2 separate regions of the Homo sapiens genome follow, and region 2 is linked to region 1. Evidence: chromatin loops called from intact Hi-C (ENCODE). Cell type or tissue: dorsolateral prefrontal cortex. All regions are shown on one strand. Region 1 overlaps ZNF664-RFLNA (ZNF664-RFLNA readthrough). Region 2 overlaps NCOR2 (nuclear receptor corepressor 2).

Region 1 (8,000 bases):
GAGGAAATAACAGCATTGGGACACTCGGCAAGCTATGACGGAGCCAGGCAGCCCCGCACAGGAAATGCACGTTACTGCCGTGAGCACCGCCAAGAATGTGGACATCACGTTCATAGTGTGTGGCCCTCCCGGGCCCTTTGATATCAACATGCCCTCACGTTCAATAGAAGACATTTCCTGTGCATTTCACCTCTTCCCTGATCCCCAGGAAGTCCTAGGCAGGAATTCTGGCTGAATCTGCTTCCATTTCTAAATCCCATATTTGGTCAAATCCAATTATGTTGCCCCTTCAAGATTTCAATCAGAAACACTTGTATTTGAATTGAAAGGCCATAATGTGCTTACAAAGAAATATATCCATAAAAACACATTATACTTCATTAACAGTTATCTATTGACCAGGTGCGGTGGCTCACGCTTGTAATCCCAACACTTTGGGAGGCCAAGGCCGGTGGATTACTTGAGGTCAGGAGTTCGAAACCAGCCTGGCCAACATGGTGAAACCCTGTCTCTACTAAAAATATAAAAATTAGCCAGTTGTGATGGCACGTGCCTATAGTCCCAGCTACTCAGGAGTCTGAGGCAGAAGAATCACTTCAACTCAGGAGGCGGAGGTTGCAGCGAGCCAAGATCGCGCCACTGTACTCCAGCCTGGGCGAGAGAGCAAGACTCCATCTCAAAAAAAAAAAAAAAAGGTATTTATCATGATGTATATTACATTAGACAAGCTAGTTGGGGGGAAAAGAAAACCCTAAAAGTAAGTATCTATAACTTTCTGAAAGATCACTTCTGTTAATCCCTATTAAAGCCATCAAATCTTTTTCTCTAGCTAACTGAAAAAATCATCCAGGCAAAATGATACTAAATTTTTGGTTCTTATTCCCTTTTCCTGTTTCACTAGGAGCAAACAAAATCTATGTGGTTTCATTCATTTTCCTTTTTCATTCTTTCGGAGTTCTGGTCCTCCCAATAAGCTGTCCTGTGGGTGGAAATGTTTTTCAAAGAGAGGATAAGGTTGTTCTCTCCCACTGCAAACTCACCCAGTGCCCAACTGCAGGGTTGCTGAGTCAGTGGTGCAGAAAAGCAAACCACAGCTGATAGTTACCAAAGTTTCCCACAGTGGGTTCCAGGCCAAGTTGTCCAGCCTCTTTCTGAGTTAATTCTACCTCTGCAAGTGCTGTGTTGAAGATGGAATTTGTTTCCTCCGTGAATACATCCTTGTTCTGGTTTTAACATCTGTGGGTTTATATATAAGGGGTGAATGAATTTTAAAGGTTGGACGATCCCATTAAAAAGAAGTATTAACAGGATCTTTTGAGTTCCTGGATCAAGTCACCCTTAACCACATGATACAAGAAAACACGTAGGGACACACCAAAGCTTCCTGGGCAAGTTGGAAAAAGGAAGATTTCCCTTTTAATTTACAAAGCAGAGTTAATCAGCCAGGCTCACATCTTACATAAGCAGACTTGGGTCGAAGACAACGTCAACCAGAAACATCAATCACAGTGAGTGTGCCAGGAGCTGTGCCCACCCCTGCTGGGCACTCCTCTGATCCGGTGAGGAAACCCTCTTATTATCCTCACTTGATAGTGAGGGAAACTAAAGTCACACAGCTAACATGAGAAGGTGCTGGATTTGAATCCAGAGCCTGTGGCTGAACTGCCCTTTAGTGATGAAAAGGAGATTTTTAAGGAAAGTGGGAAAAAAAAATATTAAAAATATAAATATAAAATGTATATTTTTTCCCTGAAAAAAGTTTCAGGGAAATATTTGAACCTGAAACTTAATAAAGTGATTAGGGAAGGATGGATGTTTATATAAATCAGGGTAAATCATGCTTATGTAAATCAGCCTAGTAATTGGGGACCTGGGCGTGACTGTCATATCACCTTATTTCAATGGACCAAAAACACGTTATATTTTCGTTTTTTAAACAAATCTATTTTAAGTTACTAATACCATTTCTTTCAACAAAGGTAAAAACAAAGAATCACTTGAATTGTTTATCTGCCACTGAATTTATTTTTTAAGTCAAACTTTTCCCACTGATTTATAATTTCAGGAATGCTGAAATTTTTGTATAAAAAATTCATATTTGTATAAAAATATTTGTATGAATATTTGTATAAAGGTGATTTAGTGTTTCATCTTGCATAAAACAAATTTATCCCATTTCACTGCCTCATGCTCCCGTTTAATCAGAATACTTCCCACTTAAAAAATACATCCCACTTCACCTGCTGGGATTCGCACTTAACAAAAGATCTGATTAATCCCTGAGGCATGACAAAGACTCTGTCCTTGATCAAATGTTAGGTTCCTCAGAGTCCTCTTCCCCAGGAGGCCTCATCCTCAGGTTCTGTCTCCTCTCAGTAATTTTCCTCCATTACCCACTCTGCCTCTTGACTATAATCTACAGCTGTCTTTGCTGTTTTCGGAGTTGAGCCCTATCTCTCTCCCCTACTGTGACGGTCGTGACCCCTCAAAATGGTCCTGAATAGTGTCTTCCTTACGTGTTTTTTTTTTTTTTTTCCGGAGTCTCGCTCTGTCGCCCAGGCTGGAGGGCAGTGGCGCGATCTCAGCTCACTGCAAGCTCCGCCTCCCGGGTTCACGCCATTCTCCTGCCTCAGCCTCCCGAGTAACTGGGACTACAGGCGCCCGCCACCACGCCCGGCTAATGTTTTGTGTTTTTAGTAGAGACGGGGTTTCACCGTGTTAGCCAGAATGGTCTCGATCTCCTGACCTCGTGATCCGCCCGCCTCGGCCTCCCAAAGTGCTGGGATTACAGGCGTGAGCCACTGCGCCCGGCCGAGAATTTTTTCTTTAACGGGCAGAACAACTCGCCACTGACCCTACTTGGAAGTATCTTAGTGAAAGTTTTCATATAATGCAAAGCTACTTGACTTTGAAAACCAAACTTCAAAATAAGACTGCTCCAAGAACATTCCAGGATATTGTCTTTCTCTCCTCTCCCCAAGTGGTCTGCAGTAATTCTGGAATGATTCTCAGAACATTCCAGAATGTTCTCTCTCTCCTCTCCCCAAGTGGTCTCCTTCATTCCTACAACACTCAGAGATGATTTTCAGTCATTCCAGAAGGATTCCAGAATGTTCTCTCTCTCCTCTCCATTGGTCTCATTCATTCCTACAGCACTCAGAGATGATTCTCAGCCATTCTCCCAGGGTCACCCCAGCATGGGCCCCATCACCCCCAAACTGCCCCCACAGAGAGTTTCCTGCCTCTTCTCTTTCCTCTCCAATTCAATACTACCAGTCACTTCCCCACTGAAAACTCCCCCGTGTCATTCAACATCATGAATAAGTTCCAAATTCCCTAGCTCTGGACCATCGAATCCCTTCCAGCATCCCTAACAGATCCTGGGTTCCAGAACCTTCTGGTCTCTTCACTTGCTCTTGACATCATGGCCTCCCGGAATATCGCGATGCCAGCTCCCACCCACCTGAATCTCCACAGTTTCGCCCCATTCTTCTGACTTCAAACACATGCCGAGCTGTACTGTGGTTCTCTCTCCTCCCTGTGGGTCAGAAGAGTCCCAAGGGTAGGAACTATTTTATTTCTTCACCACCCACAGTGCGTAGCACAATGCATTAGTCATGGTGGGTATTCGGTAAATACGTATTGAACAATTGAACAAAAGTCACCATTGAATTCAATAGACTGGGAAACAGGGAAAGCATCTTAAAATACTGATTTTCTGGGAGAACTTTTTTTAATTGCCAAATGAAAATTTTAAATCATACAAAGCACACAGGTGCCCCCTTGTGGCTGCGAAACAGTGCAGCATCACCAACAAAAATGGCTGACTCCCAGAGTATGAGAAAGAGGGAGAGATTAGGTTAATTAGTTCAATTAGTTTAGTTCTGAGATGTCCAGCCTGGAGTCTTTCTTCCCTGTAACAACCGGCGGGTGTACAACGAAACCATTCCAATCACAAGCCTAAGGTCTACACAAGCAGCTCAGTAGCTGTTGTTACTCTGAGAACTCAGCTCCTTTGTATGCCTGGCAGGTAACCGGAGCTGTGGCTACAACAGGGGGTTTGACTGGGCCCCTTCAACTTAATTAAAGGAAACGTCAGAAGCACAACAATCGGCTGCAGGGTGGGACCTTGATTGCATCATGGTTAAAATAAACCAGCAGTAGGAGACGTTTGCGAGAGTCCACAAAAAAACCTGTACATGAAAATGTTCATAGCAGCTTTACTCATCATCGCCAAATGGAAGATTCAGCCTAAATGTCCCTCAACAAGTGATGGATGAGTAAATGGTGGACACATCATGTGACAGGCTACTCCATAACAATAAAAATCACAGGCTATTGTGACACACACGACATGGGTACATAACAAAAGCATTATGCCATGTGAAAGCAGCCTTACACAAGGGCACCATGCTATTTATATGAACTTCCAGAAGATGCAGTGATAGGAAAAAGTCAAATCAGGGGTTGTGTGGAGTGGGGGGATTGACTGGGAAGGGACATGGGGAACCTTCTGGGGTGATGAAAATGTTTGCTATCTTCACAGGGGTTTGGGTTAGACAGCTAACTATTTGCTCAATTCATCAAATATTATACTGGAAATTTGGGTCTTTTATTTATATGTCAATTTTACCTCAAAAGGAAAGAACCTAATAAATACTGGACTCCAGCAAATGATACTCATGCTGAAGTGTTTAGGGGGAAGGGTGCTGATATCTGCATCTCACTCTGAAATGCACTGAAAAATTAAGATGGATTAATGGGTGACTGGAAAGATGGATAGACGGACAGGTATACAAGAAAGCACACAGCCAAATGGTAATTCCACAACTAGGTGGTGGATATATAGATGCTCACTGTAAGAGTCCTTCAATTCATCTGATGTTTGAAAATATTTTTATGATAAAATCTTGGAGGAAAAGACATTGGGAATAACTGGGGATATCTGAATATCGACTGCGGGTTAGATAATTCAATACTAGGGATGTCTGAATATTGACTTGGTGTTAGATGATTCAGTGAATTGCGTTAATCTTTTATGTGTGATGATGATGGTGCCATGGTTAGTAGGAAGATGTCCCTATTTTTAGAGACACATTCTAAAGTATTTAGAGGTGTTATAACATCTGAAATATGCTTCAAAATACTCCAGGGGGCAGAAAATGAAGCTAATATTGCAAAGTGTTGTAATGATGACACCCACGTGATGAACTTAGGGGTGTCAGTTACACCATTTGCTCTCCCTGTTCATGAGAAGGAGGACATACTCTCCCAAGGAGCCTGGACTGCAACATTTGAAGTTCTGTCTCTTCTGTCTTGTCCAGCTGCCTGCTGACATTTTTCCTTTTAAAATTTACATAGTTAACAATTTGCTAGCCTGATAATGAGCATGAAGACAGAAGAGAAATTCAAAGAGAATGAGTGAGACGAGAAAATAAAAGATAACAAAATTAACCAGTCAGAATGACGAAAGGCTTAGAAAAAGGCTGGGTAACCGGGAAGGAGGGAGCGTGTGGGTCCTCGTGTCCCAGGACGTCTTCATGACGTGCCCCTCCGACCCCTCCTGCCTTTCTCGCTGGCTTCACCAGGTATCTCTCCAAAGTCAAGGCCTCAATGGTACGCACCACAACCTATCAGCCAGCAGGGTCCCAGGTCCTCCCTCCCATCTCTCCTCTCTAATCGGCCTTCTCCAGCTCTGCGGCCACATCACATCTCAAGAGTCTGTCAGTTCAACTTTTGCGGGTCTCCCAAAGGGTCTGGTGTAAGCCCCTTCCGACCTATCCTATAATCTCCTGCCCAAGATATTTCCTGATTATTTTTCTCCCCAATGCCTCTGTTGCGGAGATTTAATTTTAAGTGCTCTAGCATGGAGCCCCTGGCAAGGGAGATAAAAAGGGCTTTAGCGTCTCCCGAGGCCCGGTTTAGAATCCCAGATCCATCACTTACTTAAATGGGGAATTTGGACCAATCAGTGAACCTTGTGTTCCGCAATTTCTTCCTCTGGAAAATGGGCATGTCAATTGGGATTGAAAGTTACAGCAGCACAGCGCCGCCTGCTCCTGGAATGCACAAATGGCGCGTTTCTTTATTTTGCATGCCCACAGCTCGGCATTTGAGACTCCTCCCTAACCCTCTAACCATATTGCTCAGACAATTCAAATTCCAGCAACAACGAGGTAGTTACAGTTCCCCAGACGCAGGCTGTGACTTCATGCTTCAGTTCTTCATGTAAGTTTACAGTTTTCAAAGTGGGGTCCCTAGAACAACAGCGTCAGCATCCCCTGGGAACTCGTTAAAAACAAAAACAAATTCCCAAGCCTTACCCCAGACCCAGTGAATCAGAAACTGGGGGGCAAGGCCCAGAGATTGGTGTTTTCATGAGCCCTCCAGGTGGTTCTGATGTAGGCTTAATGTTGAGAACCACTGGTATATATTCTCTCCTCTGCTTAAAGTGTGCTTTCTCACTGTACCTGTCAAGTGAACTCCTACACATCCCTCAAAGCCCTTCTGTAGAAAGCCTCTCCTGGCTCCCAGGACCCTAGATAGGGTGATTTTCAGCCCCTAGCAAGGTGATCCTCACTTCTTCAGGGCTGTCCCAGAAGTAAAACTACTGGGTCATCTGGTAGATTGGGGCCTGTGGCTTTTTAGTTAGTTTTGTCCTCTCACTTTCGCAAGTCCCTGGACACTCTGTCCACGTCCTGTGCTTGAATGGGGCTGCATGTCTCCTTCCCTTTGAATTGCTGTAAGACAAGATGTCAACCTCTAAAATATAAAGATGGTTTATATTCCACACATCGATGCCTTGAAGGGAAGGAGAGAAGGCAGAGGAGAAGGAATTTTTCTAACCACTGAAGGCTCAAAACTTCCCATCTCTAGACTAAAACCTGCTCTTCCAAGCTGCTGTGCCACCTCGCCATCTTTTAAGTCTCCTTATGTTCTTAGCAGAGCTTTCCTCTGTCAGATCATAGTCATTGATGAACTCCACAGGAAAAAGAGAACGGAAGATCATGTGCACCTGTTCACCCACGTGCTTGGGATTTTTAGAGCCAAAAAGAACCACTTTATCAATAGGCTGCCTTCTCAGAGGTGGTTCTTGGCATGTTTCACCAAACAGTTGTTTAGAGTTTTTAAAACACTCCCATTTGTGGTATGATTGATACACAATGGCCTGAGCTCTCAGAAGGGAATCTGTGTCTTCAGTCCACGGCACAAATGAAGTAATTGTTTCTAATCTGATGTCTCCACTAGACTATCAACTTCCTTTTTTATTTTCCCAAAGAAATTGCCTGAGGAAATCACATCACGCTTTTATTTTGTATATCACATCACCTCCTACAAAAGTCTTATTAGCATTATTATATCTTTTTTTTTTATTTTGCAAGTGAGTGATCATTAAAGAACTAGCCTTGCTATATAGTTCATAGAATTTACAAAGAATTTAAATAGATGAAACAAAGTAAATGTGTTTGGGTCATCAGGTTCAACATTTAAATGAGATAAGAAAGGCTGGGGCTGAGCACAGTAGCTCACACCTTTAATCCCAACATGTTTGGGAGGCTGAGGTGGGAGGACTGCTTGACACCAGGAGTTGGAGACCAGCCTGGGCAACATAGTGAGACCCTGTCTCTACAAAAAATACAAAAATTAGTGAGACGTAGTGGTATATGCCTGAGGTCCCAGCTCCTCAGGAGGCTGAGGCAGGACGATCACTTGAGCCCTGGAGTTCGAAGTTACAGTGAGCTATGATCGCACCACTGCACCACAGCCTGGACAACAGAGCAAGACCCTGTCCCTAAAAAAATGAACTAAATACAAATTTTTACAAAGGCATAAAGAGAGAAGGGGTTGAAACTGGAGACCACGGGGTTCTGTGACTCCTGGAGTGGTTGCTTTTACAGCATTGTGGTGAGTCAGAAAAATGTTTTATGGACAAATTTAAAAACTGTCTTTTAAAAGCAATTCAGAGAACAAAGTGGAGGGTGGCAGTTTTTGTCCTCCTT
Region 2 (8,000 bases), 330 kb before region 1:
GGGCATCCCAAGGTCCCCGGTCCTCCACAAGGAACCCCGCTTCTGAGCACATGCCTCTTTCTGTGAGCGCCACCGTTTGTGCTCCGCGGCCTCTGGGCTTCCTTCCCAGCACAGTGGCTGTTCCCCATGCTGGTCCCGGGCTCACTCCAGCAGACCAGTTTCCCGTCTCCACTGCTTTGCTGATTTTCACTGGTACGCTTGGGTCTCCGACCGGGTTTGATTTCCCTGATAGCAAATGCAGGGGTTTTCAAGTATCCCCATTTTACAGAAAATGGGAGACATTGAGACTCAAAGAAGAGCCGGGTGTGGGTTTGGGGGCTAGAGAGCCAGGAATGCGGCTGGGCTCTCCTTGCCATCCTTGGGTGCGTGCTTTCATCCTGCCACTCCGCCAGCACAGATCGCGCTCCTGCTGTGTAAAACCCATGCTGAGGCCGTTGGTGTGGGCTGTGCCCGGGGCCCCTGCACACGCACTGGCCTCGTTGTCCACCGTGCCCGGGGCCCCTGCGCACGCACTGGCCTCATGATTGTCCACCGTGCCCAGGGCCCCTGCACACGCACTGGCCTCATGATTGTCCACCGTGCCCAGGGCCCCTGCACACGCACTGGCCTCATGATTGTCCACTGTGCCCGGGGCCCCTGCGCACGCACTGGCCTCATGATTGTCCACTGTGCCCGGGGCCCCTGCGCACGCACTGGCCTCATGATTGTCCACTGTGCCCGGGGCCCCTGCGCACGCACTGGCCTCACTGCCCACTGTGCCCGGGGCCCCTGCGCACGCACTGGCCTCACTGCCCACTGTGCCCGGGGCCCCTGCGCACGCACTGGCCTCACTGTCCACTGTGCCCGGGGCCCCTGCGCACGCACTGGCCTCACTGTCCACTGTGCCCGGGGCCCCTGCGCACGCACTGGCCTCACTGCCCACTGTGCCCGGGGCCCCTGCGCACGCACTGGCCTCGTGATTGTCCACTGTGCCCGGGGCCCCTGCACACGCACTGGCCTCATGATTGTCCACTGTGCCCGGGGCCCCTGCACACGCACTGGCCTCATGATTGTCCACTGTGCCCGGGCCCCTGCACACGCACTGGCCTCATGATTGTCCACTGTGCCCGGGTCCCCTGCACACGCACTGGCCTCATTGTCCACTGTGCCCGGGTCCCCTGTACTCACACTGAGCGCATTCTACACTGTCATGTGACGATGATGGTGGCGATGGTGGTGCAGCAGCAGGCAGTCACCAGGCAGTTGCCCTTGCCCTCACAATTGCCAGCTTCTCCGCCCTGTGAGATGGGAACTATTGTTCTCCCGTTCTGCAGATGGGAAAACTGAGGCCCAAGAGGTAACCTGAGTTTCCCGTGGCACGCAGCCAGTGCGGGGCAGAGCCGGGGTTAGAGCTCAGATGAGAACATGGAGACCCCCAGGACGAAGGCCTTTGCCCACGGCCACCCTCAGGCTGGCTCCATCTGTCGGGGGTGCTGACCACCAGGAGGTCCTGGGGTTGGGAATTAACCAGGTTATGCCAGCAGGGTCAGTCTGGGAGAAAGGCGGCCAGGCGAGGGCAGCAGCTGTGGGTAGGGGCCTGGTCAGGGGCTTTGTCTCAGGGGTGGGGCTCTAGGCAGCAGCCCAGGTGTGTAGGAGCCTCGGGGCTGTTTTGGCATCAGGCGACAGAGCGGCCTCATCCGGAGGGTCAGGGCCATGCATCTCTTCTGGAGGCCCCGCCAGACCCTGCTCATCCCCTCTTCCTTCTCGCCCTGCACAGCCACTGTCAACAACAGCTCAGACACCGAGAGCATCCCCTCTCCTCACACTGAGGCCGCCAAGGACACAGGGCAGAATGGGCCCAAGCCCCCAGCCACCCTGGGCGCCGACGGGCCACCCCCAGGGCCACCCACCCCACCACCGGAGGACATCCCGGCCCCCACTGAGCCCACCCCGGCCTCTGAAGCCACCGGAGCCCCTACGCCCCCACCAGCACCCCCATCGCCCTCTGCACCTCCTCCTGTGGTCCCCAAGGAGGAGAAGGAGGAGGAGACCGCAGCAGCGCCCCCAGTGGAGGAGGGGGAGGAGCAGAAGCCCCCCGCGGCTGAGGAGCTGGCAGTGGACACAGGGAAGGCCGAGGAGCCCGTCAAGAGCGAGTGCACGGAGGAAGCCGAGGAGGGGCCGGCCAAGGGCAAGGACGCGGAGGCCGCTGAGGCCACGGCCGAGGGGGCGCTCAAGGCAGAGAAGAAGGAGGGCGGGAGCGGCAGGGCCACCACAGCCAAGAGCTCGGGCGCCCCCCAGGACAGCGACTCCAGTGCTACCTGCAGTGCAGACGAGGTGGATGAGGCCGAGGGCGGCGACAAGAACCGGTGAGTGGGCGCCAGGCAGCCCTAACCTTGGCTTTTGTCTGCAGACACTGAGCAGCGACTACCTACTTAGACAGCCGCACCCAGTCTGGCTCTGCCTGCTTTGGGGGAGCCCGAGGTGTGGTTAGGGAGGCAGACTTGGAGTAGAGTCCAGGAATGAGAGATGCAGGCCAGGAAGGGGCGGAGGTGTGGCCGGGAGGACCTCCCCAGGAGGTGACATCCAAGCTGAGACCCGGACAGAGGAGGCAGCCCTGGGCAGCGCTAGGGAGAGAGTGTGCCAGGCAGCCTGCTCGCTTCCTAGGGCCGCCCTCACAAGGTAGTTCGAGCCAGGTGGCTTTTAACAAATACAGTCCTGGAGGCCAGGAGCCTGGGGGCACCATGCAGGCCGAGACGCAGCCTCCGAGCCTCTGGGCAGATCCATCCCGCCTCTTCCAGCTCCTGGCCGCTGCTGGCGGTCGTGATTGCTGGCATGCCACTCCGTCTTTGGCTCTGCTGTCACATGACCTTCGCCCTGTGCATCTCTGTGTCCACACTTTCTTCTTCTGAGGACACCAGGCATTGGATGGGCAGCTGTCCTAATCTAGTGCAGCTTCATCTTAACTTGATTATATCAGCAAACAGTCTATTTCCAAATAAGGTCACATTCACAGAGACCCTGGGTTAGGACTTGAATGTACCTTCTCTGGGGGGACACAGTTCTACCCTCAGCGTGGTGGGAACAGCAAGTGCGAAGGCCCGAGGTGGGAATGAGCTTGGTGGATTCAGGTGCCAAAGGGTGGCTCAGGGAGGGGGCAGCCTGGCAGGACGGGGGGCAGCTCTCACGGGGGTGGGGGCACTGAGTCACGCCCTGGCAGGTGGGGGCTGCATTTTGTTCTCAGGGCAGTGAGAAGGCCTTTACGAGCCTCTCCCAAGAGAGCCAGATGTGATTTACCCATGAAACCATGTGGGGGATTTGCTGGGAGTGAGAGGCACAGTCAGGAGGCAGCTGCAAGTGCCCTGGGGCTGGTGATGGAGATGCGAGCGTGGTGGCCGTGGGGTTGGGGAAAAGCCACAGGTTCAACATGTTTTTGGTGGCTCATCTCCCATCAGCCAAGGGTCCAGGGCTCAGGATCACAGGTGATCACCTTGGATCACAGGTGCAGAGGTTCCCCTTGCAAATTCCTCTCCAGCTGGGGTGGCCTGGAGGACCCCAGTGTCGTCCTGTTTGGGTGTTGATGTCTCTGAGGTGTGTTCTTTCCTTTCTGGCCTCTGTCTTTGCTCCTGGCCTGGGTGACCCCACATCCCTGAGAATGCCACCTTTTACCCATTTTCAGCACAGATGCTTTGGGCCTCAAGGCCTCCAGCCCAGAACCAAAGATGGCTACCCAAGTTAGGGCCAATCTCGGTTGGCAGAGGGCAGACCCGCGGAGACTGCGTCCTGCTCACATCTGGATGGCTGGAGGAATTGTTTTCTGGTGGGGCAGGCAGGCCATTTTATTTCAACTACAGTGTGGTCTGTTTTCTCCCCTCCCAAGTCCCTTGGAATGGTCCTGGGCAGAGCAAGCGAGGGAGGAAAATCAGACCCGCAGGGTCATGCGGGGCCCTTGTCTCTGCCCTGGGGTTCACCCTGGGCCATGTTAAAGGGGGAAGTCCTAGGACATTCCCTAGGAACTGAGGTTCACCCGGATCTCTATAGGTTCCACAAAACAAAATCTCAGGGTCCCCAGGAACCACTGCCAACAGGAACCGCGCCCATGCGTGTGAGAAGTGGACGGCCTGACCCTGACCCTGTGATGAGCAAAGGCCTGGCCTGCGGGTTTCTGAGGGCACCAAATCCCTGAGCTTCTTGCCCGACAGTCCCAGCTTGGAAAACAGTGTTCATGGTGTGGCTGGGTCTGCCCTGGAGGCAGGCAGCCAGGGCCATTGTGCCTGGATAGCGGGGTCAGGGCAGACGGCTCCCCGCCCCGCTCCTGCTGGCTGTGGGGACAGAGTCATAGAAACACATGTTTCTGCCTTCGCCGGGGGACCGCTGAGGTCATGGGGCAGCCCCATTGATAAGCTGCCTCCCAGAGTCTGTATTTTGGGTCCATGTGGCTGGCCCCGGACTGGGGAGCCGGGGGATCAGCTTGCATCCTGTCCGTCCCCAGAACACTCAGGCTAGGCCTGAGGCCCCGCAGGGCACTTGCAGCCTCCCGTCCTCTCCCCTGCAGCCCCGCCCAGGGCCGTGTCCTCCCTCCCCGAGCTGGGCCTGGCGTACGTCCACCCCTTGCCCAGTGTCCAGCACACAGCCCCCGGGTGCAGGAGTCCTCGGCTGGGAGTCAGGACACCTGGTTTGTCCCGCCCTGTGCGACTAGGCCCAGGCCCCCGCCCTTGGGGCCTGCTTTGCCCTCTCAGTGAACGAGGCTGGACTCTGGCCAGCCTGCTGACCTCGTCCTGGCCGGCAGCCCGCCACCCCTCCCTCTGCCGGCCACGACTGCGCAGGGCCGGGCGGACGCTGGAGGACGCGGACGAGATGCGTCAGAGTAGGCCCTGGCAGCCAGGGCCTCCCGGGAAGGGCTGGTGGGACGGGCGGGCCCCCCAGGCGACCCCTGCTCCTGGCTGCCCGCCCAGTATCATCCCTCCTGCCTGGCAGCCCCAGTGGGGGAGCTCTGTGTTCCTGGATGGACGCAAGATGACTCTCATCTGGCCCCCCGCCCCGGTGACTTTGGGAGAGAGAAAATCACATTCTCCTTCGGCCCGCTGGCACTTTCTTCGAGGTGGCTCTGCCTGGGTGTTTTCTTGGCAGACGACCAGAGATAGTGGCTTCAATTGCAAAACCCCGAGCCTGCCTGCCTTCCCCTCTCTTACTCTTCAGAGAAGGTGCCTGGGTGCTTTTTTGGCAGGGCCTGGCCTTGGGAGTCCCCTCCCCCAAGCCTCAGTTTTCTCATCTGTAAGGTGGGCGTGGATGGCTTATTGCAAGAATAACTCAGTTAATGACGGGCCACAGTGGGCGCTCAGAGATTAGCTGCCCTCCTTTGGATCTGCTTTGGGACACCCCCTAGAGGTCACCCCAAGAGGGGGCTGGAGTGCAGCTCCTTCAGCTGTCCCTCTGGCATTTTGGAAGATCATAACAGCAATTTCACCTTTGTTACTTTATTCTGCAAGTGACTGATGGCACCAGCATGCGCCAGGCGCCGGGGGCGCTGGAAACTGCACAGACAAGGCCCTGACTCCAGGCACTTACATTCTAGTGAGGGCATGGAGAAGGAAACCATTGTTTACGGGATGAGTGGGTGATGGGCAGATGGGGCATGGGGAGCAGGGGAGAGTGGGCTGGTCAGGCAGGGAGGGCCTCTGGGGAGGTGACATTGGAGGGCAATGAGAGCCTTAGTGTGAGGGAAAGCCAGACCCCCTGGGAACCACCAGTGCAAAGGCCCTGTGGCCGCATGAGCGTATGTCCAGTGGACAGCAGAGAGGCCTATAGCAGGGTGTAGAGTGGAGTGAGCAGCCCAGGGCAGAGAGGGCGGAGAGGTCAGAGAGGTGGGCAGGCCCCACGGGTGGAAGTGACGGGTCAGGGTTTTATCTTGGGGCCTTGGAGAGGCAAGGGATGCCTGTTCACAAACCAGCCCTCCCTCTCCCTCCTAGCCCTAGGATGGTGGCAAGGATTGTCCCAGCTTGATGACCATGGGGAAACTGAGGCAAGGGCTGGGTGGAGAGGGGATGTACTGTTGCAGGCCCAGCATGTTCCGATGAATGTCCCCAGGCCCTTATTCCCCCTCTCGTGCCCTGCCCCCCAACCGGCCTTCATGAGTGGGAAGGAAAATGACAGTGAGGAGAAGGTGGCCCGACCCACTCGGCCCCACGTGCTGGTCACCAGCATCCCCACGCCCACCCACGGACAGCCCTTGAAGCTTTCGTCTCCACTCTCCAGATTGAGAAACCGAGGCACAGTTGGCTAAGTCACATGGTCAGAGAGGGGATCCGAGCCTTTGCTCGCAACTGCAGGGCTGGGTAGGCAGGGTGGGGCCCCTCCCAGACACATACTCTGTGCCAGGCCCTGAGAGTCCCCGCCCCACCCAGGCCGCCAGAAAGGAAAATAGAAGTGGCTGCCTTCCAAGAAAACAAAGGAGAGAGGCCGGTCGCGGTGGCTCATGCCTGTAATCCCAGCACTTTGGGAAGCCAAGGTGGGTGGATCATTTGAGGTCAAGAGTTTGAGACCAGCCTGACCAACATAGTGAAAGCCTGTCTCCGCTAAAATACCAAAAAATTAGCCAGGTATGGTGGCGTGTGCCTGCAATCCCAGCTACTAGGGAGACTGAGGCAGGAGGATCACTTGAGCCCAGGAAGCAGAGCTTGCAGTGAGCCAAGATTGTGCCACTGCACTCCAGCCTGGGCAACAGAGCAAGACTCTGTCTCCAAAAAAATAAATAAATAAATAAAATAAAACAAAGAAGGGAGAGTGGAGGGTGGGGAGAGCCAGCCAGGAGGGCTTCTGGAGGTGGCGCTCCTCCAGCATGGCTACGGGACAAGGGGCGGTCAGATGGGCCCTGAGCTCTGAGCGTTTTCCACCTTCCTCCTCCACTATTGGTGGCCGCTCCCTCTGGGGGCTTAGGACTCTCGTTCCCCTCGAGAACTTGAACCCAGCCCTTGTGCTGGCTGCTGCCTTCTTTACCCATGAGAGAGCTCTGGCTGGGATCAGAAGACCTCTTGTAAACTATAAAGTGGTACCTCCATGACCACAGTCCCCACTTGCTCTGGGGGCTCAAGAAGGGTTTGGGCCTCTGTGTGTGCCCCCCAGAGGGTACCTGCTGAGAGCTTCTGGGCAGCAGCCCCTGCCCCCGCTCACCCCCTGCCAATCTGACTGCCCACACCCTACTAGGTGAGGGGCCACAGGGAAACCAAGGCACAGGGAGCACTCAGGCCCCACATAGAAAACGCGAGCTCTCGGGCAGACTGCATGGGACAGTGGCACCTCATGTTTTGTGTGTGTTATAAAGTCATATTTTTATCTCTATAGAATTATCTTTACACATATACAAACGTTTGCATTTCAACCTTAAAATTTATATTTTATTTTTCTATTTGTACACACATATAAAAATATTATTTTTACTGTTCATAGAGAAAATACAGCTGATACGTCGAACCCTTTATGGCTAGCATATAGTATGGTCCTCATTTCATTTTGTAACCGTTATTAAGATATCATTCATATACCATACATTTCACCATTGAAAGCGTATCATTTAGGCTAGGCACAGTGGCACACACCTGCAATCCTAGCTCTTTGAGTGGCTAAAGCAGGAGGATAGCTTGAGCCCAGGAGTTCAAGACCAGCTTGGGCAACATAGAGAAACCTTGGCTCTACCACAAAAAAGAAAAAAATGCAAAAATCAGTCAGGTACGGTGATGTGTGCCTTTAGCTTCAGCAATTCCGGAGGCTGAGGTGGGAGGATTGCGTGAGCCCAGGGGGTCAAGGCTGCAGTGAGATTACAGCACTGCACTCCAGCCTGAGTGACATAGCAAGACCCTGTCTCAAAAAAAACGTGTATCATTCAGTTCTTCTTAGTATATTCAGTGTTATACTAAGAAAGAAACCCTATGCCCATCACTAGTCACCCCTATCCTCCCTCCTCCCAGCCCTGGCACCCACTCATCTCCTTTCTGTCCCCGATGGATTGGCCCGTTCTGGACTTTTCA

What was found. Peaks named below come from ENCODE experiments on the same cell type or tissue, not always from the same donor. Only the 100,000 strongest peaks of a DNase experiment are listed, where the experiment ranks them.
Region 2: it touches region 1 in a loop (3-fold over the local background); 2 of 110 quality-filtered maps call a loop at or near these places.

What each region holds. Positions count from the first base shown.
Region 1 is chr12:124,032,565-124,040,564 of GRCh38, reverse strand. The region is part of intron 2 of ZNF664-RFLNA (ZNF664-RFLNA readthrough); the gene reads right to left. Among named protein-coding and RNA genes, the nearest start is that of ZNF664-RFLNA, 63 kb to the right of the region's middle. In dorsolateral prefrontal cortex, CTCF peaks have their summits at 3,584, 3,784 (motif pointing left) and 7,890; a DNase peak (open chromatin) is centred at 3,794; H3K27ac peaks cover 243 bases.
Region 2 is chr12:124,366,367-124,374,366 of GRCh38, reverse strand. NCOR2 (nuclear receptor corepressor 2) reads left to right here. Exons shown (of 49, transcript NM_006312.6): 22 at 1,757-2,345. Among named protein-coding and RNA genes, the nearest start is that of MIR6880, 33 kb to the right of the region's middle. RefSeq lists an enhancer at 4,781-5,282. In dorsolateral prefrontal cortex, CTCF peaks have their summits at 4,625 and 4,829 (motif pointing left); DNase peaks (open chromatin) are centred at 4,286 and 4,696; H3K4me3 peaks cover 472 bases; H3K27ac peaks cover 6,429 bases.